2 separate regions of the Homo sapiens genome follow, and region 2 is linked to region 1. Evidence: read pairs that join two places in POLR2A ChIA-PET (ENCODE). Cell type or tissue: PC-3. All regions are shown on one strand. Links, peaks and the distances in the headings refer to the core of each region. The heading gives the core; the rest is flanking DNA. Region 1 has its middle 57 kb from the start of CEMIP2. Region 2 overlaps ABHD17B (abhydrolase domain containing 17B, depalmitoylase).

Region 1 (11,611 bases), core at 2,044-10,043:
AAATTCTTTTTTTTTTTTTTTTTTTTGAAACAACTTCAGAGCCGGGCGCAGTGGCTCACACCTGTAATCCCAGCACTTGGGGAGGCCAAGGCAGGCAGATCACAAGGTCAGGAGATACAGACCATCCTGGCTAACACAGTGAAGCCTCATCTCTACTAAAAATACAAAAAAATTAGCCGGACGTGGTGACACGCGCCTGTAATCCCAGCTACTTGGGAGGCTGAGGCAGGAGAATTGCTTGAACCCGGAGGTGGTTGCAGTAAGCAGGGATCGAGCCGCTGCACTCAAGCCTGCACTGAAATAACTTCAGAAACAAAGATTGTAGAATCAGGAGGAAACTTAGGACTCATTTTGTCCTGTTGTAGCCCTTTACATATGAAAAAACTGCAACCAAACACGTGAAATGGCCTGCTCAAGGTCACAGAGAATGTAAATGTCAAAATCAAGAGCAGAATCTAATGTCTCCTGGCCCTAAATTCAGCATGATTAATTGGAACAATGCTGTTTAATCCAATCTATCTCAACATGTTTATCCCTTAACTCGCTGACAGTTCTACGATGCTCCCTACACCCCACATTGCCTCTGACTGAGGAGGGCACAGGCAAAATTGTCAGTGTCTTCTTCGGAGATAATTTTTTCCTTGTTAATATTTGGCATATCATAGATTGATTTTAAGGAGGCACAGAGAAATAAGCCGGAGAAAGTATTTCCTATAGGATGAGCCACTTGAACAAGCTGAGTTTCTTCTCTTCTCCAAGATCTGTCTAGAACTGATACTGGAGGAGTGCTGAGCGAGGACCCTTCCCCACAAATATCAAAGTATTGTCTGTCATTCCACATTAAACATTTATTTCTTTGGGTCTTGAAATTTGAAAGTACATCTGAAATTGAAGCTTCCCAGGGAGGGATGGGGAAGATGTAACAGGAAAAACCACCTTTCTGTCTACCCGTAGGCAAGGATTCGTTAACTAGCTGCAGAAAGATGGGCTAAGGCCCGAGCAAGGTGCTGAGCCAGGAAAGGAATTTGGAAAGTAGAAAAATAGGCCTGAGAACATTTGTCTGCCTCATCATTTTGCAAGATCTAGTTTTGTTTATCCCCAATATAATTACATTTCTGAAATTCCTTTGGGTCCTGTCTCAGTGCCCATGTGTACTTGGAGAAGTAGTGAGTACATCGAAAACTCTGATTTCTTAAAAGTCAGTCAGCATCATGGGCATCCCCTGGGAGCTTGTTAAAAATGCAGAAACTTGGGCCCCACCCCAGACCTATTGAAGCAGAATTGGCATTTTGACAAGATCTCCAAGTGACTCAAATTAAGGTTTGGTTTTGTTTTGTTTTGTTTTGTTGTTTTGTTGTTGTTGTTGTTGTTGTTTTGGAGACGGAGTCTCACTCTATTCCCCAGGCCGGAGTGCAGTGGCGTGATCTTGATTTCGGTTCACTGCAACCTCTGCCTCCCAGATTCAAACGATTCTCCTGCCTCAGCCTCCCAAATAGCTGGGATTACAGGCATCCGCCACCACGCCTGGCTAATTTTTGTATTTTTAGTAAAGACGGGGTTTCGCCATGTTGGCCAGGCTGGTCTGGAACTCCTGACCTCAGGTGATCCACCGCCTCAGCCTCCCAAAGTGCTGGAATTACAGGTGAGCGCCACTGGGCCCAACCTTGCACATTAAGGCTTGAGAAACGCTGCTCTAAAAGATAAGTTTCAGAATCCTGTGGCAGGGTAAGAAACAAAATGTTACTTGCGCAAGTTCAGAGATTTTTCAATTGTATTGAAATCAAAGATTTCATGGGATGTTTCCGTGATTCCAAGAAGCATAATGATATTTTGCTGAAACTGCTGAATGTATACATACTTTGAGAATTAGATCAGAACCCAGTTTCTTCCTCTCTTTCTTTAAATCACACAGTTAACTTCACCTGTGGGAGTGCATTTGTTTCCAAATGCAATCAAAGGGAACTAACACCAAACAGCTCAAGCATTGTCATTTGAAGTAGAAAACAAGGCAGCGGCTCTCAGAAATAATATGTGTGGACTTCAGCAAATTACCTGGTTTTCTTGAATATTAGTCACTATATCAATAAGATGGAGACAATATTGTCTGCCCTGTGTCTCTTCCAAGATCAACAAAGTTCCCAGTCTCCAGAAATGGTGCTGCTGACTAAATAAGTGGCTCAAATCAGTAATGTGGGGGCTGCCCTTGACTTCCCACAAGTCCATCCCCAACTATGATCAAGCTTATCGCTTCTCTCAAAATCTTTGTCAACCTAAAGGACGAAGCTGAGGCACACAATATAATTTTGAAGAATTTACTTAAGCCAAAGTGAGGACAGCTGCCCAGGACACACTTCCAACTTTGGGGAATGCTCTGTTCAGCCTTTGCCACAAGCAGGTTTTTTAAAGGCAAAAGGAAACAAAGAATTCTTTCTTTTATCTTCACTGTCACTACTCTGGACCAAACCACCATCATATTTTGCCTAAACCATGTCCTCCTTTTGGTGAGTCCTGCCTCTACTGCCCTTCAAATAATCATTTAGCCTGAAACTAGAAGGATTTTTAAAAAAACACAACTTCGGCCACAAAATTTCCCTATCTCAAACTCTTCAATGGCTTTTTTGTTGTTTTTTGAGATGGGGTCTCACTGTGTTGCCCAGGCTGGAGTGCATTGGTTAATCACAGCTCACTCCAGCTCAAACTCCTGAGATCAAGTTTTTTTGAGGAGACAGGGTCTCCTTACGTTGCCCAGGCTGACCTCAAACTCCTAGCCTCAAGTGACCTTCCTGCTTTGGCCCTCCAAAATGATAGGATTATAGGCGTGAGCCATCGTGCCTGGTTTCAAAGGCTTTTTTTTTAAAAGCCTTTAGGGAAAAGTCCCAAACTCTCATATGACTTATTCTGCCTTCAAATCTGGCCCTTGCCACCTTCTCTACAATATCTTCTCTTGCCACCCTCTAGGTTATATCGCTGTTGAAAATCAGGACTCACAGAACATAACCAGGAAACAGAAGGAAACCAAAATATGCCACCCCAAAATATATTTATTTGTTGTATCTTGATATGGCTATTCAGAGGGGCTGCAGACCACAGGAATAGCTCTGCAAAGCTGTCCTTGTGTAGTGGAGATTTGTATCTGTAGAGGAAATCTGCATTAGTGAGAAACAGCAGACACAAACAGTCTGTCTCTGAGGCCTCCCTTATCTGTCTTATCCAGATCTAGGAAAGATTAACTCACAGGAGACGCAGACTAAAAGTCAGACACTTTTAAAGGTCTGACAAAGAAACTTTTACCACAAGCGCTCCCATCTAATCTCTCTTTCTCTCTTTCTCTCTCTTTCTCTTTCTCTCCCTTCCCTTCCTTCTTTCTCTGTCTGTCTGTCTGTCTGTGTCAGTCTGTTGCCCAGGCTGGAGTACAGTAGTACCATCCTGCTGCACTGCAGGCTTGACCTTTTGAGTTCAAATGATCTTCCCACCTCAGCATCCCAAGTAGCTGGGACCACAGGCATGCACCACCATGCCCAGCTAGTTTTTAAATTGTTTTCTGTACAGACAGAGTCCCACTATATTGCCCAGCTGGTCTCCAACTTCTGGGTTCCTGTGATCTTCCTGCCTCAGCCTCCCAAAGTGCTGGGATTATAGGCAAGAGTCACCACCTGGCCCCATCTAATTATTCTGAGTTCTGCTACCTGAGGGACTTCATCTGCATAACAAGACAGTCTTTGCTCACCCTGTATTTCCTCCCCACTCCTACCCATAACCTGTCACTGGGCTCCAAGACTCTATTCTTTTCTGTATAGTATAAAAGCTTCAGTCATCTGGCTTTGCTTTGAGTCTCATATTTGCAGGACACCATGTCCATGTGCACATTATTACATTTGTATCCTTTTTTTCTTGTTAATCTGTCTATTGTCAGTCTATTTTATAGACTCAAATGATCAAACCTTGAGAAGGGGAAAGGAAGAAAATTCCCTTCATCTCTACACAACTTAAATCTATCTCCCACTGTTCCTTTAACACTTTATCTGACTAATTATTCTCTGACACTTGGATGAAAATGTCAGCAATTTTTTTTTTTTTTTTTTTTTTGAGATGGAGTTTCACTCTTGTTGCCCAGGCTGGAGTGCAATGGTGCAATCTCGGCTCACCGAAACCTCCGCCTCCTGGGTTCAAGCGATTGTCCTGCCTCAGCCTCCCAAGTAGCTGGGATTACATGCATGCCACCAACTCCGGCTAATTTTATATTTTTAGTAGAGACGGGGTTTCTCCATGTTGGTCAGGCTGGTCTCGAACTCCCAAACTCAGGTGATCCACCTGCCTTGGTCTCCCAAAGTGCTAGGATTATAGGCGTGAGCCACCACTCCCGGCCAGTGTCAGCAATTTTAATGACTTTTTGGTTCTTTTTGGGGAAATAGAAAATACTATAGTCAATTTAAGTAGCAAGCACATTTTCAGTCTAATATTTTATTTTATTTTATTTTTTATTTTTTATCTTTTTGTGAGACAGAGTCTTGCTCTGTCTCCCAGGCTGGAGTGCAGTGGCGTGATCTCAGCTCACTGCAACCTCTGCCTCCTGGGTTCAAGCCATTCTCCTGCCTCAGCCTCCCAAGTAGCTGGGATTACAGGCACAAGCCACTATACCCAGCTAATTTTTATATTTTTAGTAGAGATAGGGTTTCATCATTTTGGCCAGGCTGGTCTTGAACTCCTGACCTCATGATCCACCTGCCTCAGCCTCCCAAAGTGCTGAGATTACAGGCATGAGCCACCATACCTGGCCTCAGTCTAATATTTTAAAATATCTAGTCCTATATAACCATCAAAATACCAAATTTGATCTCAAACTGTGCCCATCTCCATGCTAGGACCGAAAGTGGACTGGCAGTTTACGGAGGCAAGGGGTGAGTCATGATCTCTTCTTCTCTTTTGCTCCCACTTGGTATTCTCAACTTCCTCAACCTCCTCTGTCATGCACAATCTGGTTTCTGACTCCACTAGGGTGTTGAAGCAGAGGAAGAGATTGGAGGTGGGGAAAGAACTAAAGCTCTTTTCTGGCTATGTTTTGGTAAGATGCCACACCAAACGTAAAAGTCAATCCTCCCCTACTGTTGGCCTCTGTCCTGTCTACAACTGCAGATAACGCTGGCCATTTTGCCTGTACATTTTTCATGTGTAGTATTTTTCTGAAAACAAGGACATTCTCTTACATAACCAGAGTACAATGACCAATACTATTGTCTTACCTAGGGGTTGGCAAACTGTGGTCTGAGACTCAGTCAAATCCAAATCACCATCTATTTTTGCAGGGCTCACCAGCTAAGAATCCTTTCAGATAGTTAAGCACTATTTTTTTTTTTTTTTTTTTTTGAGACGGAGTCTCGCTCTGTCACCCAGGCTGGAGTGCAGTGGCACTATCTCGGCTCACTGCAAGCTCCACCTCCCAGGTTCACAATATTCTCCTGCCACAGCCTCCCGAGTAGCTGGGACTACAGATGCCCACCACCGTGCCCAGCTAATTTTTTGTATTTTTAGTAGAGACGGGGTTTCACCATGTTAGCCAGGATGGTCTCGATCTCCTGACCTCATGATCCACCTGCCTCGGCCTCCCAAAGTGCTGGGATTACAGGCATGAGCCACCGTGCTTGGCCAGCACTATTTTTTGTTGTTGTTTTTGTTTTGTTTTTGAGACACAGTCTCGCTCTGTCGCCCAGGCTGGAGTGCAGTGGCACTATCTCAGCTCACTGCAACATCCACCTCCCGGGTTCAAGCGATTCTCCTGCTTCAACCTCCTGGGTAGTTGATACTACAGGCTTGTACCACCACACATGGCTAATTATTTTTATTTTTTTAGTAGAGACAGGTTTTCACCATGTTGGCCAGGCTGGTCTTGAACTCCTGACCTCAAGTGATCCACCCACCTCAGCCTCCCAAAGTGCTGGGATTACAGGTGTGAGCCACCACACCTGGCCATTAGCTGTTTTATTTCAGTGAATGGAAATGTTTGACAGAGAAACAACTTTGGATGCAAATGCTAAATATCAACCATCCGAGCCCCAATTCAGAGGAGCTGTTTTGCCCACATACTGGACAATGGGGGAAAAGTGGGAGGATAAGAACTATGTTCCAATTTTGGCTCTGTCATGATGTTTACCAGCTGCTCAATCTTAAGAATCTTGGCCTCAGTTTTCTTACCTACAAAGCAGGAGTAACAACTCCAACTTCACAGGGTTGTTGTGAGGACAAAATGAGAAAAGCAGGTACCAAGTGCTTGGGACATAGTAAGTATTCAGAACATGTTAATTTCCTTCCCCACCATGAAAGAAATAGGTAAGTTTGGCCAGGCGTGGTGGCTCACACCTGTAATCCCAGCACTTTGGGAGGCCGAGGTGGGCGGATCACCTGAGGTCAGGAGTCCAAGACCAGCCTGGCCAACATGGTAAAACCCCATCTCAACTAAAAATACAAACATTAGCCAGGCGTGGTAGCAGGCCCCTGTAATCCCCGCTACTAGGTAGACTGAGGCAGGAGAATCGCTTGAACCTGGGAGGCAGAGGTTGCAGTGAGCAGAGATTGTGCCGCTGCACCACAGCCTGGGTGACAAGAGTGAGAATCATCTCAAAAAAAAAAAAAAAAGAAATAGGTAAGTTTGTGTTCAAAATGCTGTAGAACTGTCACAGTTACTTAGAAACCAAATTTAAGCCTGTGCACTAGTTTAGTGAACTCATTATTTCATTTGACAGATGTTTATTGAATACTTACTATGTACCAGATATTTTCATGATAGATCTGTAGCTTCAACCTCATAAATGAAAAATGGTATCTCTTCTAACCTAATGACAAGATTTCTGACTCAAGCCATGCCCTACATAAGAATGTAGTTACAACAACTTAGGCTCTGGGTAAATAAAATGTTTAATAAATAATGACAATATGACCCTTGGCGCCAGTATGGCATTTAAGGCCATTAATACTCCGTGCTGTCTACTGAGTCATTGCTAAGCTGGGGAAACATGAGTTTCTAAAGGTACCTGGAAGGCTGGTTATGTGACCTCTGGTTGAAATAGATCCCAGTATATATGTCATGTCCAGGATGGGGAGGGAAAGGTTTTAACTCCTGAAAAATGAGATATTACTTTGTTCCAGTTTATGAAAAAGATCTATTGGACTTCATTCCCAGAAACTGTCTCCTGAATGACTTAAGGCAGTGCTAAGGAAACAGCATATTTTAAATTGACTCTTTCTTTGAGCTGAGCTCCAAGTCACCTAATAAATTTTTAAATTTCCAAAGAGATGCATTCAGAGTGACTCCAAAAAAGATGTTCTAATTTGGGATGTCACTGGCATCAGTGACATAAATCATCACAAACAAAATTGCCGCTTTGACTAATTGTGGGCTGTGTGAAGGATGTCCTCTTTGTCCTCCTTATCTGCTTTCTCCTTATTCACCTTACTGGGTATCGGTTCTCAAAATTAGGGATAAGAATCCAATCTATTCTCTTATTTTTTTTATTTTTTATTTTTTTCAGAAGGAGTCTTGCTCTGTCTGTCACCCAGGCTGGAGTGCAGTGGCACGATCTCGACTCACTGCAGCCTCCACCTCCCTGTTTCAAGCAATTCTCTTGCCTCAGCCTCACGAGTTGCTGGGACTACAGGTGTGTGCCACCACACCCAGCTAATTTTTGTATTTTTAGTAGAGATGGGGTTTCACTATGTTGGCCAGGCTGGTCTGGAACTCCTGACCTTGTGATCTGCCCACCTTGGCTTCCCAAAGTGCTGGGATTACAGGCATGAGCCACCGCGCCCAGCTATTCTCCTATTAATAATTCAGATGTTGGGTCATAGAAGTACCATAGGATTTTGGAGCTGGCAACTGGAGCTGGGAGTTGTTGCATGCATTGCCCAAGGCCACATAACTTAGCTCAGTGCTTCTCAAACTGTATCACGTATCAGAATCACTTGGAGGACTTGTTAAAACATAGCTTGCTGGGCCCCATCTCCAGGGTTTCTGATCCAGTATGCAATGGGTAGAGTCTGAGAATCTGCATTCCTAGCAAGTTTCCAAGTATTACTGATGCTTCTGGTCCAGGAACTACACTTTGAGAGCCACTGTCTTAGTTAATTGTAGGACAAGGTATAGAAGGCAACTTTCAGACAGTTCTGTACTTTCTCCAAGGGGGCTCTTCTTTAGGGTACAGATTTTATGCTAAGATTATAAAAGCCATACTTGTGCCATTACAATAGGAAGGGTTTCTTCTCTTGACATCCTGAAAGGGGAGAATTTCACTGAAGGTAGAGCTAAAAGGATGAGCTTTGGAATCAGACAGATCTGGATAAGGAATCAGGCAGTCCACAGATTAGCTTTGTGACCTTGAACAAATTACTTAGTTTATTTGAGTCCCAGTTTCTTAATCTGTGTATTAGGAGTTATTAGTTCTGAATATTTGAGATTTCTGAAGGATAGTCTAAGAACTATTTGACATAGAGTTATAAGATTGGAAACATTTAACTAATAGAGCATCTAAATTAGCATTTACTAATCTTCATTTTTCAGATGTGGAAACAAAGGTCTAGGGAAAATAAATGTCTCAGTCAGGATCTCATGGCATATGGCAGAATGAGGACCAGAACCTGGTCTTTTAATGGGATTTGTTTTGCTTTACTCCTTCACATTGGATAAATATTTCCAAACTAGACACTTCGAAACTAAACATTTTGATAGTGGATGTTTGTTCACGTGGCAAGGTGGACATTTAGGGCTTATGACAAGCATTTTAGAGAGCTGTATTAGCTAAATTTTATGATTTAATCTACTTTTCATAACACCATTCCTTATACAATGTTGTTATACATTATTAGTAGTAAGATAATAAAACATGTATTCTGCTCACCCCTAACTACTAAAAGAAAATTTATAGGAAGTAAATTGATTTTTTTTCTTTACAATAGATTTTCAAAGTGGTCTCCTTTTTTGGCATAATAGCATATGGAAAAAGGGGTATGGCTATTTATAGAATTATTGTCTACACTGTTAGAAATGATTACATTTGAGAAAGAAGAGATTAGTAGATGGGGAAACAATTTCTACATGAAGGGGAAAAAGTTTTAAATGTGTTGGTCAAATGAAAGTAAATGTTTGAAAGGAAAAAAACACAACTTAAAGGATTCACTCAAGCTGTACTTCTACTTGTTTGGGAAGAATAAAAATTAGAGTGTTTTAAGTCCCAGCTATGCGGGAGGCTGAGATGGGAGGATCCTTTGAGCCCAGGAGTTTGAATCCAGCCTGCGCAACATACCAAGACCTCATCTCTAAAAAAGTAAAATAAAATGAGAGTGTTTTAGACTCAGGTAAATCTCCTTATCTAACAGACATAGACCCTGGGGTGCAGAGATATTGAGAGTTATGCTGAATTGGGCAAATGATAATGGCAGAGAGGGGGATGAAGCCCGGGACTTCTCAACTCTAGTTTGGTGCTTTTGGCACTGTGACCAGCTTGTTATCAGCATTTTCATTTTTGAGTTTAATATTTTGGAGAAGCCATGAAAGAAAGGGTCGTTGTTATATACTAAGCGACTGTAGTATGCCTTGATGCTCTATTATTATTTATTTTGAAATGAGTCAACTGTTCTATACCCATTAAAGGAAAAAATTATCCAAGTACTTGTTAAAGATGGGAAGGCAGACTAAATTCAAGAGGGGGCCATGGTGATAGACAAAGGGACCATTGAAATGAGGCGTTGCAGCAGGGGAGAGAGATTAGACTCAACTCCAACAAGGACCAGTAGAGATTTACAACCAAGGAGTAGGGTGGCAGTCAGCAGATGGAAAATTACTAAGAGAAAACATCGAACATAAGGGTACATGGCTAAACTGACTGGATAGGATTATTGCTGAAGGCAGGTCAGAATGGTGAGATATTGAGGGTGGTCAGACACACCAAGGTTGGGACATTTTTGATAAACCAATTTAGAATAATTCTTGTTCAAACTGGATTCTAAAAGGACAGAGAGGGAAGCCCAAGACTGGGGCTAGTCAAACAGAGAACTCAGAAGAGACTGACTAAAGTTTTGGCCAAAGGAGAGAGTCTTTGTCATACGTAAGTCAACACTTGGTTTATACTAAGAGTAGGACCAATGATATATTTTATAAGTTACTTTGATCCAAGGAACACAGCGCTCTCATTCTGAGAAAAAACATTCCCATTAAGTGACCACCAGCTGGCTAAGTAGACAAGAAAGAGACCTCTTCTCACAACTATTTAGTTACCTGTTTGAAGCTTCAATATCAAGATTTATTCAGTGATACAGATAATCCCATATGGCAAGAATTTTCAACTGCCTTGGAAGGACATACTGATGTGTAACAGATCAGTGGGTGAAAAAGGGGGCATGTTCACAGCTATGGGGCAGCGAATTGTGCATATCAGGAAACCTCTGTTATCTACCCAGTACCTGATATTTAACAATACCCACTGGTAGAATGGTGTCCTCCCAGGGAGAGAATGGAAAATCTTTTTAAAAAGCCAGTTTGATCCTAGTCAAAATTTACAATGTGTTTTTCCTCAGATGATTTGTAGCTCTTCTTCATAGGCCTGAAAATCTGAAAATTAATTATTTTGAAGTGATGATATAAATTATGCATGAGTATCAATTGAATATTCAAGTATAATGAGTTTATAGAATACAAGAGAGTGTTTCTTTTGAGATGTTGCAATACTGCTATTGTTAGATTCAGGGCCCAGCTGATTGCTTATAGAAAGCCTTTGTGCAAATTTGAAAAAGTCACCCCCTCTGGGTGATGCAGCCCTGTGGGTACATGATTTGGCTAGTAGAGCTTGAACTGGGTCTTTGCTCCCTTTTGTTCCATTGGCTGGGTGCCTTTCTGCAATGCACAAACTGTGCTTCCCTCAACAGCAGCCCCAGTTGCTATTGGAAATGTGTGCCAGCAGAAAAGATGTAAAGGCTTGAAGTGCTCGCATTCGTTGTTAGAAAGTACATTTGAAATATGTAGGCCAGGCGTGGTGGCTCATGCCTGTAATCCCAGCACTTTGGGAGGCCATGGCAGGTGGATCATTTGAGGTCAGGAGTTCAAGACCCAGCCTGGCCAACATGGTGAAAACCCATCTCTACTAAAAATACAAAAATTAGCCGCATGTGGGGGCACATGCCTGTAGTCCCAGCTACTCAGGAGGCTGGGGTGGGAGGATCGCTTGAACCTGGGAGGCAGAGGTTGCAGTGAGCCGAGATCATGCCACTGCACTCCAGCCTGGGCAACAGAACCAGACACTGTCTCAAACAAAAAAAAAAAAAAAAAAAAAAGAAAAAAGAAAAGTAATATGTAAAAGTAAGTGGTTCCTTCTCTTACCCCAACACAGAGTGTTATTTGCAAGAGATAGTTTCAGTTCAGTTCTAAAATACCATGAAAGCAAGTGGTGCCTTCATGATAGAGAATTGAGATCTGTCACAGTGGATATATTTCCCGAAAAAAGGACAGCTGGTGAGGGCACACTTCCTTAGCCAGAGGCAAACAACTCAACATCTGGGAAACTTAGATTTTTGGCACCAGAATTGCCTCATTTGCCACCTGTTGCAGTGACACAGGAAGAGAAAAGCTGTG
Region 2 (11,611 bases), core at 1,990-9,989, 66 kb after region 1:
TTCGAGACCAGCCTGGCCAACATGGTGAAACCCCATCTCTACTAAAAAAATAATAATAATTAATATAAAAATTAGCCAGGCGTGGAGGCGTACACCTGTCATCCCAGCTACTCAGGAGTCTGAGGCAGGAGAATGGCTTGAACCCGGGAAGCAGAGGTTACAGTGAGCCGAGATTGCACCACTGCACTCCAGCCTGGGTGACAGAACAAGACTCTGTCTCCAAAAAAAAAAAAAAAAGGGGGTCACCTCAATGTTAAACAGATGGCCCATTGTGAAAATTAAGGTTTTCCTTTTGGCAGGGCATTCAACAATTTCTTCACTTACAGCAAGAGCAATTTCCTAAAATTGTATGAAATAATAATTTAAGAATCTGCTTCTCCTGGTAACGTTTTCCTCCTCAATGACAAAGAAAAAAGATAAATAACTGATTCTTTCTCAGCAAAACAGGAAGACTAATGTAAAAAAAAGTCCCTAAATAGAATGACCTACTGTATCTCCTTCCTCTCTTCTAACGTAAGAAATTACTGACATGACTCCTGTCAATTTTTGACATAATAACAATTTACTAGGGGAAAAAAAATCTCCTTTTGATCTCCTTGTAATAGTTTCTTGGTAATGCAGACCAACTCATATTACTACTAATTATTATAAGGTTTAAGATTTTTGTTGTACTGAACTAGCATTAAAAGTCTTTAAAAGCAGGTTTAGAGAAAACATTTAAAAGAATGCTTATATCTTTCTTCATTTTGTGTGATATGTTGACAACTATGCTCAGTACACTGTATGTGATAAACCATTTAAATTTTGATATATTAGATTTCATGTTAAGAACTATAGTCTAAAATTCAAGATGAATTACTCCATTTATGGATAACTCTGGGGATGCAATATCATTCTGTGTAATCTGTAGTAGTATTCAAAGTATAGCTACATGTGAAACTCTAAGCTCTGAGTGTTATGGTTTTTAGAAAGCCATACACATTACAGAGTTTAGTACATACAGAGAAGCTGAATATTCACCTTGAAAGAAGATGAAGCATCCAAAACACAGTATCAAAGTTTCCTGGGCCAGGCACAGTGGCTCATGCCTGTAATCTGAGCACTTTGGGAGGCCGAGTCAGGAGGATCTCTTGAGGCCAGGAGTTCAAGACCAGCCTGGGCAACATAGGGAGACCCTGTCTCAAAAAAAAAAAAAAAAAATCCACTAACTCACTAACTACAACTTGAACAGGAGGTACTTAGTTGTAACAATGTTTTAAAACATTTTCTATCTTATCTGGGCATGCCTTATGCAGGACCAAAGCTCGTCACACTCTGTTGCCCCGGCTGGAGTGCAGTGACGTGATCTCGGCTCACTGCACCCTCCGCCTCCCAGGCTCAAGCGATCCTCCTACCTCAGCCTCCCGAGCAGCTGGGACCACAGGTGTGTGCCACCATGTCTGGCTAATTATTCGTACTTTTTGTAGAGACAGGGTTTCATGGATGAAACGGGTTCACAGATGAAACAAGTTTCATCTGTGAGATCAAAGGGCTCAAAATTCAGGTGACTTTGCAGGAAAAAGTCAGCTCTGCTTGAAGACACAAACTGGATGAACTGCATGCTACATGAGTTTTTAAACTCGGAGAAAAAATTTAAAAATATTAATGTTTTAATATTTTGAATTAAAAGAAGAAATTTTTGCAAAACCTCTTCTTTGAAAAAGAATCATGTCTGGTACTTTTAAGGTAAAGTTGCAATTTTTAAATACCAATAAGATTCTAGATATAGAGTGTAACAGTGCCAATGGGTCACTTGAAAACACCCTTAGAAGTGTGGGTTTTGTTGGGGTAAACTGAACAAACGCCTTAATAATTTGAGTTTAGAAAAATTTAGAGGAGTTTCTCAAATGGAAAAAAAAATGTACTGGGCAATGTGCAAATAAGAGTCCTTTCTCACTGGTGGAAAGTACTGGAGTTAGACGAAAAAAGAAAGTTGAGGTGAAGATAGGAGGCATCAACCAGAGACATCAAAATAGTGTCAGTTCTAGTGTAAGTTGTGAACTTACTATCCTAGTAAAAAAAAAGCTAGTAAGGTTCAGAAATGAAGATGTTAGATCTATGATGACATTATAGTAGAAGATGAAAATTAAGGGTAAAGAGTCTATAAGCTGTGCCAAGCAAACTAATTTGGGTCAGAAGTCCTATTTATTTTAATGCAGTGCTTTTTATTACTTTTGTTTTCCCTCAGTTTCTTGATACTGCTAGACACTGCACTAGCTAAGCACTCACTCTCCACATATGATTATTTAAATTTAAATTACCTAAAATTAAATATTCACTTCTTCAATCCCACCAGCCACTGTGGCTACAAGTTACACAGCATAGTATGAATATTTCTTTCACTACAGAAAGCCCTAATGGGCAGTGCTGAACGAAAACCTTTGAAACCCAGACAATCCAGAACAAACAGTTCCATGCTTTAAATTCATACTAGCTTCAAATGCTAAAGAGCACCTTCCTTCCTGGCTTTTCCATCAAAGTACATATACGTAAATCTCATAGATCTTTCTGTTGAACATTGATAAAACACACAGAACTAAGTGAGATTGCCTACACAAGACTATTCTGGAAAATTTTATCTTTATGACACAGACTTATTTCTAACCCAATTCTAACATAAAAGCCATTTTATTAAAAATGAGCAGTGCAACTCAATTAGGCTATCTATATGTTTTAATCCACGGTTTGATGAATCAAAAGGATTCATGTTCTTGAGAGGTTCCTTGTAAGCTGAAGTTGCAAGTAAACCATGAGAAAGTGTAAAAAACACTTGTGACTATTAGCTAATGAATTTCTGAACATAGTCCAAAACAGTATCCTAAACACTTACAATCTTGATGATCCACCAGAGCAATGTCCTAACAAGTGAACAAAGTCTTACTGATGGAGCAGTAAAATAGGTTGTTGGTTTTTGCATATGCTAGTATCACATATTCCTATAAAACTTTTGGTGACTGGAAAGTACAATTAGCTCAGGGCTTTTAAAAGTCACACCTTTACCTGTTGCTGAGCGTAAGCTAGACATGAACAGACACATGTTTTCTCTCCCTAATCATCAGCTTTTGGCATTTCTATTCTAAGAATCCAAATCATGCTTATCCTCAAACTCAAAGTTCATAGAAAAGCTGTCATATTACATTGTTCCAGAAACATTCCACAATGCACATTATTCCCTAGTTTATAAGTAAAATAAGTCCCTGAGAAACTTTTCAGGTGAGTACCTACTCAGTATTTTTCATACCATAGAACACCCATATGTACCTCAATATTATCTAGTCAATGTAGTCACAAATCTCACAAAATTTAAGGATTATTGATTATAAATAATGAATACAATCTTTTTTTAAAAAGAGGTTCATATTATGGGTACCCCAGTTTGAATTTCTAAGAGTTACAAAAAAGATTATTTCTAAGAGTTTATACAAAAAGTTTATAAAACCATTTACAGGTCAATACAGCATATGAGCATGGACCCACACAACCCTTATTTACCAAGCAGTAAATAAAATAAGGTGTTTCAATAAAGTTAAAAAAACTTTACCAAACAACAACAAAGGTTTTGTTTTTTAGGCAACTGAAACTGCTGTAAAACATATTAGAGCTACAGTGAAAAGACAAAAACGTAAACGGTGATAATACTACTACTGTATGCAAATAAATATTAGTCAAGTTCCACAATAGGGATTTGATATTTTAAGAAATAACATTGCTATTATGAAAGTATTACAAGACAAAGTTTAAAAAAAAAAACAAACCAGCCAGGTGCAGTGTCTCACGCCTGTAATCACAGCACTTTGGGAGGCTGAGGCGGGCGGATCACAAGGTTAGGAGTTCGAGACCAGCCCGGCCAATATAGTGAAACTCCATCTCTACCAAAAATACAAAAAAATTAGCCAGGCGTGGTGGCAGGCGCCTGTAATCATAGCTACTCGGGAGGCTGAGGCAGGTGAATCACTTGAACCTAGGAGGTACAGGCTGCAGTGAGCCGAGATTGCACCACTGCACTCCAGCCTGGACGACAGTGCGAGACTCCGTCTAAAGAAAAAAAAAAAAATCAAACCGCATGTTACACTATTTTTTAAAAGTCTCCTCGCCAGGCTAAAATTAGGATTGGTTAAAAGTCCACTTCAAAAAATGAAGTTCCCTAGATACTGTCTCCAACTCATAAGAGTAGAGGTTTATATTGGGAAAACCTCCTCTGAGGAATCAGACTAATCTGAAAGACATATCTTAAAAGAGACTGATATGGCAAATTACACAGGGAAGTTGGGGGATCTGGGAGCGTATTTGTGCGATACTGGTGGGGGACAGCTATGCTCTCTACTGTAAGTGGGATGTCAACATGTAAGAAGTAGTAATATAATACTGTTATCTAGCGACATGGAAGTAAACACCAAAAGAATCATTCAAAAATAACTAAATGCCCCTGGGAATTTGTAGAATTATTTGGCTTCCTGACCACATACATGTACAAAACTGATAAAAAACAAAAAATGACCAAAACAAACAAACAAACAAAAAAACACTTAAAACTTCTTTAGTCTCTTCCCTAATCCCAACCCAAACCTCAGCCTTGTTCTCAGAAATTACAATTTTGGGTCATTTGTTTTTAATTCTTCTAGTGCTTACTACCATACTCATTTTTTAAAAAAATCCATTATTTCTTATCACAGTGTAGCCTCATTATAAAAGACTGAGCGGGCTGGGCAAGGTAGCTCATACCTGGAATCCCAGCACTTTAGGAAGCAGAGGCAGGTCGATCACTTGAGGTCAGGAGTTTCAAGACCAGCCTGGCCAACATGGTGAGACCCTGTTTCTACTAAAAATAAAAATAAATAAATAAATAAATAAATAAATAAATATTAGCTGGGAGTGACGGTGCATGTCTGCAATCCCAGCTAGTCGGGAGGTTGAGACAGGAGAATAGCTTGAGCCCAGGAGACAGAGGTTGCAGTGAGCCAAGTTTGTGCCACAGCATTCCAGCCTGGGTGACAGAGCTGGACTCTGTCACACAGACACACACACACACGAAAGACTGAGAAGATTTACCCTAATTCCCACCTTCTATGCTCATTCTGATTTATTTTAGTTTGTATTAGTTATAACTTTAGATATTATAGCTGAACCTGTATTTCTTATTCTATCAACTTTAGGAAGTTTCTTCTGGCTCCCCCATGTAATCATATACCATTATTGCTGACTATACAATTAAGTTTCACATTAAGTTTTATATCATTTGCAATTTATTAAGTTTTTATCTATTGGTTGATTCTCATTAATTGGATAATAAAAAGTACTTACAGTGTCATTCACTGCCCATCCAAGGGGCATGGTAAAACTCAGAGAATAAACAGCAATTTTATGTCACTAAATTCCAAGTGTCAAGGTGTTTACATTCTTGATACTCAATTACACCTCACTGTTCAAAAATAAGGCACATTTTCGTTTGCTTCACATTTGGACTTTCAGAAGAGGCTTTAATTTTCTGAAGTTTTTGCCTTTTTATTACATTTAACATATTCCAATTTATTAGAATTTGTTCAACAAAATCCATGTTGTTCTTAAAGACATGTTTAGACCCCAGTGATTTCTGTTTTAATTTGAAATAATTATGTTCTGGGTTAGTTCACAGCCCAGTTGCCTGCCTACCTAGTACTTCTTTTCATCACATACCTCTGTTGATTCTGAATCTCAAGCTCCTTTTTGTAAGATTTTTTTGTTTGATTTTGCTGTACTACAACTCCCAAGCACTACCCCCCACCCCCTTACCCAAAGGTCTGGCGAAGTAAACTACACTGTTATGTATACTTCCACACTTACAGCAAACTAGGTCTGCTTCAGAATTATAGGTTGTTTCTTAAAATTCTCCTCGAAATTTAAATCATTGGTCCACATTTTCTAGTACCAAGTAATAAAAGTGTCTACCAATCTGATTTTTTAAAAGTGATTCTCATCTCTCAAAAATATTTATGAGATTTCCCTACATCCTTAGCTCTGAAATTTCATAAGCCTATTATCTAAATGTGTGTTATTGTTTGTCCATTTTGTTTTATACTTAATGGGTCCATTTGATCTAAAGCCCCGAGTCTTTACTTAGCTCAGATAATTTTTCTTCTATTTCCTCTCCATCTTCTCTGTTCCATGTGGAATTCCTTTTTAGGAATCCTAGGACTATCCACTATATCTATAAAGCTTTTCTTTTTGTTCTCTTCATTTGTGTTTTTCAGGTAATGCTTGTTCATCTTGGGTTTCATGCTGTTGGAATGCTTCTTTCTTGACTGTTCATATTTCTAAGCAAAGAACTAAATTGGGTTTCCTTTATATTTGTGTAAGCCTATTGACCCAGAAGGCCTATAGTCTGAATAGGACTGACTGCAGAATTGGAACTCCTGTAACTGCTAGAATAAAGAGGATTTTGGAGATAGAGTAGTCAGTGTCAGTCTGTCTCTCACAAACACACACATACGCACTCTCTCTCTCACACACACTCATACCCTGTCTATAGGGCAAACAAGTATGTTCTGTTTATCTCTTCAATGGGACCAGAAGATACTTTACAAATATTCGAGAACATAGTACAGCTTTAACTCTTGGTCCAATAATGTAATTAAAAATTTTACCCAGTAAATTCTTCTAGTGAGATGCCAACGAAGCCTTTGGACAGCACGATAGCACAGTGTAGTCCAAAGAGCACTAAGAATCAAAAGAGCCATGGCTTTCAGTTCTAGTTTTACTATTAAAAAGCTGGTGACTTTAGGGAAGTCAATCTCTTTATACCTCATTTTCCTTTTCTACAAAGTGAAAAGCATAAACTGATAATAAGGTTTCTTCTAGTTCTAAAACTTTGTAACTAAGATGTTCTCATAAGCTTCAGATACAATCTTCCATAGTATATAAAAAGAATGAAGAAATTTATAATTTGAAAAACTTCAGGTTTTCAAAGTTGTTCCGGCTACTAAAAACAAAGCTCCTGGCCAGGCGCAGTGACTCACACCTGTAATCCCAGCACTTTGGGAGGTCGAGGTGGGCGAATCACGAGGTCAGGAGATCGAGACCATCCTGGCTAACACGGTGAAACCTCATCTCTACTAAAAATACAAAAAAATTAGCCAGGCGTGGTGGCGGGCGCCTGTAGTCCCAGCTACTTGGGAGGCTGAGGCAGGAGAATGGCATGAACCCGGGAGGTGGAGCTTGCAGTGAGAGGAGATCACGCCACTGCACTCCAGCCTGGGTGACAGAGTGAGACTCCCTCTCAAAAAAAAACAAAAACAAACAAACAAAAAACACAAAGCTCCTAAACAAGTACACTATATTTACCAAAATTTAGTTAATATAAAATTTATAAACATAAATTTACATTTAGCAAATTAATTTGGGGGGGGGAAGGCAGGTGATAAGGTGGGGGAAGTGCAGAGGTGAGAGAGTAAGGGAGGTTGTCATTTCCTACAGCTGTTTTCCAAAATGAGTGGTTTTTGTATCTTGGTCACTGTAGGGAAATAATGTTGTGTTTTTTAAATTATGGTAAAATATAGATAAAAGTTACTATTTTAAGTGTACAGTTCCATGGCATTAAATACATCCACATTATTGTGCAATTATCACCAGATTTTATTTTTCATCTTCCCCAACTGTAACTCTATACCCACTAAACAATAACATCATTTTCTTCTCCTGCCAGCCTCTGGCAACCACCATTTTGTCTCTATGAATTTGACTATTCTAAGTACCTCATACAAGTGGAATTATACAATATTTGTCCTTTTGTGACAGGCTTATTTCATTGTAGCATGTCTTAGAATTTCCCTTCCTTTTCAAGGCTGAAAAATATTCCATTGTACCTAAAACAAACTATTTTGTCCTTTGCACTCACACCACAACAATCACCAGAATACTTCTGTGACCAGATGTATGAGAGATTTCCCCCAATGCAAGCAATCGCTTCTGCAGTGGACACCAGGTGGGTGTCCTCCCACCCAGTTCAATTCCAACATTATCTACCTGGAGACAGTGTCACATCCCACAGGTTGAGGGCTCCCCACTTCCAATCCCAATCTAAAGCCCCAGGTTGTTTTACCTATGCTTCTGACTAACTGGCTATAAATTGGGGTTCCCACAACCTCTTACTCCAGTCTGATTAATGTGTTAGAGCGACGCACAGAACTCAGGGAGACAGATTTACCAGTTTATTATAAAGGATATTACAAAGGATACAGTTGAAGAGATGCACAGGGCAAGGCATGTAGGAAGGGGATGCCACCCTCCATGTGCTCAGCCATCTGGAAGCTTTCTGAATCCAGTCCTTTTGGATTTTTATGGAAGCTTTGTTAAGTAGGCAATGATTGATTAAATCACTGGCTGTTGGTATCAACTTAACCTTCACGCCCTCTCTCCTACCCAGAGATTAACAGGCAGGACTGTAAATCCCAACCCTCTAATCCTGCCTGTTTCTGGGTAACTAACATCCATCCAATAGCTACCTAGAGGTGCATGGCTTTCAGTCAACTTGTTAGCATACAAAGATACTTCACTGGCCGGGCGCGGTGGCTCACGCCTGTAATCCCAGCACTTTGGTAGGCCAAGGCGGGTGGATCACAAGGTCAGGAGATGGAGATCATCCTGGCTAACATGGTGAAACCCTGTCTCTAATAAAAATACAAAAAAATTAGCTGGGTGTGGTGGCGGGCACCTGTAGTCCCAGCTACTCGGGAGGCTGAGGCAAGAGAATGGTGTGAACCCAGGACAGCGCTTGCAGCGAGCTGAGATCGCACCACTGCACTCCAGCCTGGGCGACAGAGCGAGACTCTATCTCAAAAAAAAAAAAAAAAAAAAAAAAAAAAAAAAAAGGATACTTCACTTTGGAGATTCTAAGGATTGTTGGAGTTGTATGACACAACACAAGAATGAAGATCAAATATATATTTCACAATATAATGCACATTTTGCTTGTCCTTTCATCTACTGATGTTTGACTTATTTCTTATTTATCAGTTGGTAACAAAATAGATACTATAACCAATTTGTGTATACATATAAAACTGGATTAAGGTAATAAATACATTAAATTTCAAATTTTTTAGATTTTTTAAAGATGGTGTCTCAGTCTGTTGCCCAGGCTGGAGTGCAGTGGCACCATTTGGGCTCACTGCAACCTCTGCCTCCTGGGTTCAAGTAGGCTCTGCCTCAGCCTCTCAAGTAGCTGGAATTACAGGTGCCCCGCCACGACACCCAGCTGCCAAAATTTTTAGAAGTTTTATCTTTAGCACTTGGGGCATTATTACTAAAAAATTAAATTGCAGTCTGTACATATTATTAAAAGCTACCTTCTAAAAGCATGGAAATGTATACAAAGGGCCCAGAAAGTCTTATTTCAAAAGGAACTAGACTTCTTGGGCTTAAAAATGTTCATTTTAGCCAGGTGTGGTGGCTCATGCCAGCTACTTGGGTGGCTGAGGTAGGAGAATACTTGAGCCCAGAAATTTGAAGCTGCAGTAAGCTATGATCACACCATGGCACTACCAGTCTAGGTGACAAAGCAAGAACACGTCTCCTAAAAAAAAAAAGTTTCTTTTGATTGTACAATTAATCAAATGAACCATTTCATAAATCATTTACTAACTATAAGGTCATGTTTGTCCTTATTAGTTTTGAACCATATAACATACCCCTCCCCACTGCACATACTTAAATTCAAGTATACCTACACCTAGCAATGGCTGCCACACAGAAATCACTCAAAAGCCACTGCTGGCTGAGCTGAATTTTGTCAAAACAAATCAAACAGTATTATTATTGACTGGCAAATCCAAACTTTCAGGTTTAAAACTTTGCTAGGTTAGAAAAGCCAGGCTAGTGTTAATTTACCAAAACACACTTATGCAGCACTTACTAGGTCTTGCTCCAAGTGCTTTAACAATCCTATGAGATAGATATTATTTTTTCCTCCCTCCTCCCACCCCATTTACAGATGAGGAAACAGAAACATAGATAAGTTTAACTTATGCAAGACCACAGTGTTAGTAAATGGTAAAGCCAGGTTTCATATTCAGCAGTCATCAGGAAGTGTTCTTAGACCTGGAAGCCAAGAAGTTATAACTTCTTAAGGAATTTGACTAGACCAGTACTTACTTGCCTAAAGACTATGTCCTGGCCAAATAGGGTATATAATTGTGTTTCAGGCTGAATTATCTGTCTTTGCAACTTACTCTCAAGATTCTTCTGCCTTCTGTAGAATACCAGTATGGAAAAAGGAGGCTATGACCCAGTATAGATTTTTAAAGTTGAGAAGTACTACATTACCTTACTTTGTAAAGTCTGCAATTTGAAGAATGCATCAAGCTGTTCAGCCTCTGAAACACCAATCTGTCAATGTTCTAATACTTAGTTAACTTTCTTATTAATATCTTCTACCAGAAAATGTCAATGTCTCAGGATAACATTATACTGTATATTGCTCTCAGACCTGACTTTGGACAAACCCTTATTTGGATGGTTCGGAGCTAGGTACTATTTAATCAATTCCATGCAAAATCACTTAATGTGCCAACAGCTTGGGGTCAAGCCTAAAAATTACTTTGGAATGCAACAGGACTATTTAGAGCTGTGGTTCATGGAAAACTCCTGAAACTACATGCAAAATTTTGGGACAAAAGGTCCAAAATATTTAATAACAGACTGACTTGAAAACTACTTTCTCAAAACTCTGGAGGTTCTTAAGATATATTACATTTTCATTTTAAGCTTCTCAGGCTTTACCACTCACCCAATCTAGAACAGCTATAATATCTTAATTTCTATTCAGAAAGCTAAAAGAACCCTTCCTTTTTGCACCTATCTCATCTGTGGTTAAGATGGATATTTCCAGTGCTGTGTAAGACATTTGTTACAAAATAAACCAAGCTGAATCTTAATCTACTCATATCTTGATTCAGTGAATGCTCATTCTGTCCCCAACTTCACTTCTATATGATTAACATTCTCAGCTGTAGATAGGAATTTCTACATTGTACTCCTGACTTCAATTTCTTTTTTTATCTTTTAGAATTGCATAAAATTGCAGACTACAAATGTAGTAGCAGACTTCTTATCCCTGCCCTGAAAATATGTCTACATACGGGCATTAAGGAATATCCCTAGTTCTGTCACCTATCCAGTGGGGGTTCAAGAGAACTTGGTCAAGATATCAAACTTCTAAAAAATATCTTGAGTTCTTGGTAACTTAGAGATACTGGTGAAGGAGGAGGGTTAGAATTTCAGCCTGCGAATAAAAAAGATGCCAAATTTGTAGCATAAGGCTTCAGCTTTTCCTAGTGGAAATGCTGTTTAAAAAGTCCTCTGATGGTTATTACAAAGTCAAGCAAATAAACAGGGGGTCTATGTATATATACAGTTCTATCTTCTACCAAAACACACACACACACACACACACATATATATATATACCTTCTTCAAGACATAGGAGTGTCCCTCTCCTCACCTTTTCAAAGGCAAATGACAGAATTAAAAGGGAAAATGGGATAAATGGACATAGAGAAAATTGATTAAACCCCTGTATAGGTTTTCATGTTGTTACAAA

Evidence for each region. Peaks named below come from ENCODE experiments on the same cell type or tissue, not always from the same donor. Only the 100,000 strongest peaks of a DNase experiment are listed, where the experiment ranks them.
Region 2: POLR2A ChIA-PET joins it to region 1 with 5 read pairs; 4 of 35 experiments call an interaction of 5 or more read pairs at or near these places.

The regions. Positions count from the first base shown.
Region 1 is chr9:71,819,514-71,831,124 of GRCh38, forward strand. No RefSeq gene overlaps it. Among named protein-coding and RNA genes, the nearest start is that of CEMIP2, 57 kb to the left of the region's middle. In PC-3, for the core only: no CTCF peak of the experiment used is centred there; a DNase peak (open chromatin) is centred at 6,968.
Region 2 is chr9:71,885,240-71,896,850 of GRCh38, forward strand. The region is part of intron 1 of ABHD17B (abhydrolase domain containing 17B, depalmitoylase); the gene reads right to left. Among named protein-coding and RNA genes, the nearest start is that of ABHD17B, 20 kb to the right of the region's middle. In PC-3, for the core only: no CTCF peak of the experiment used is centred there; no DNase peak of the experiment used is centred there.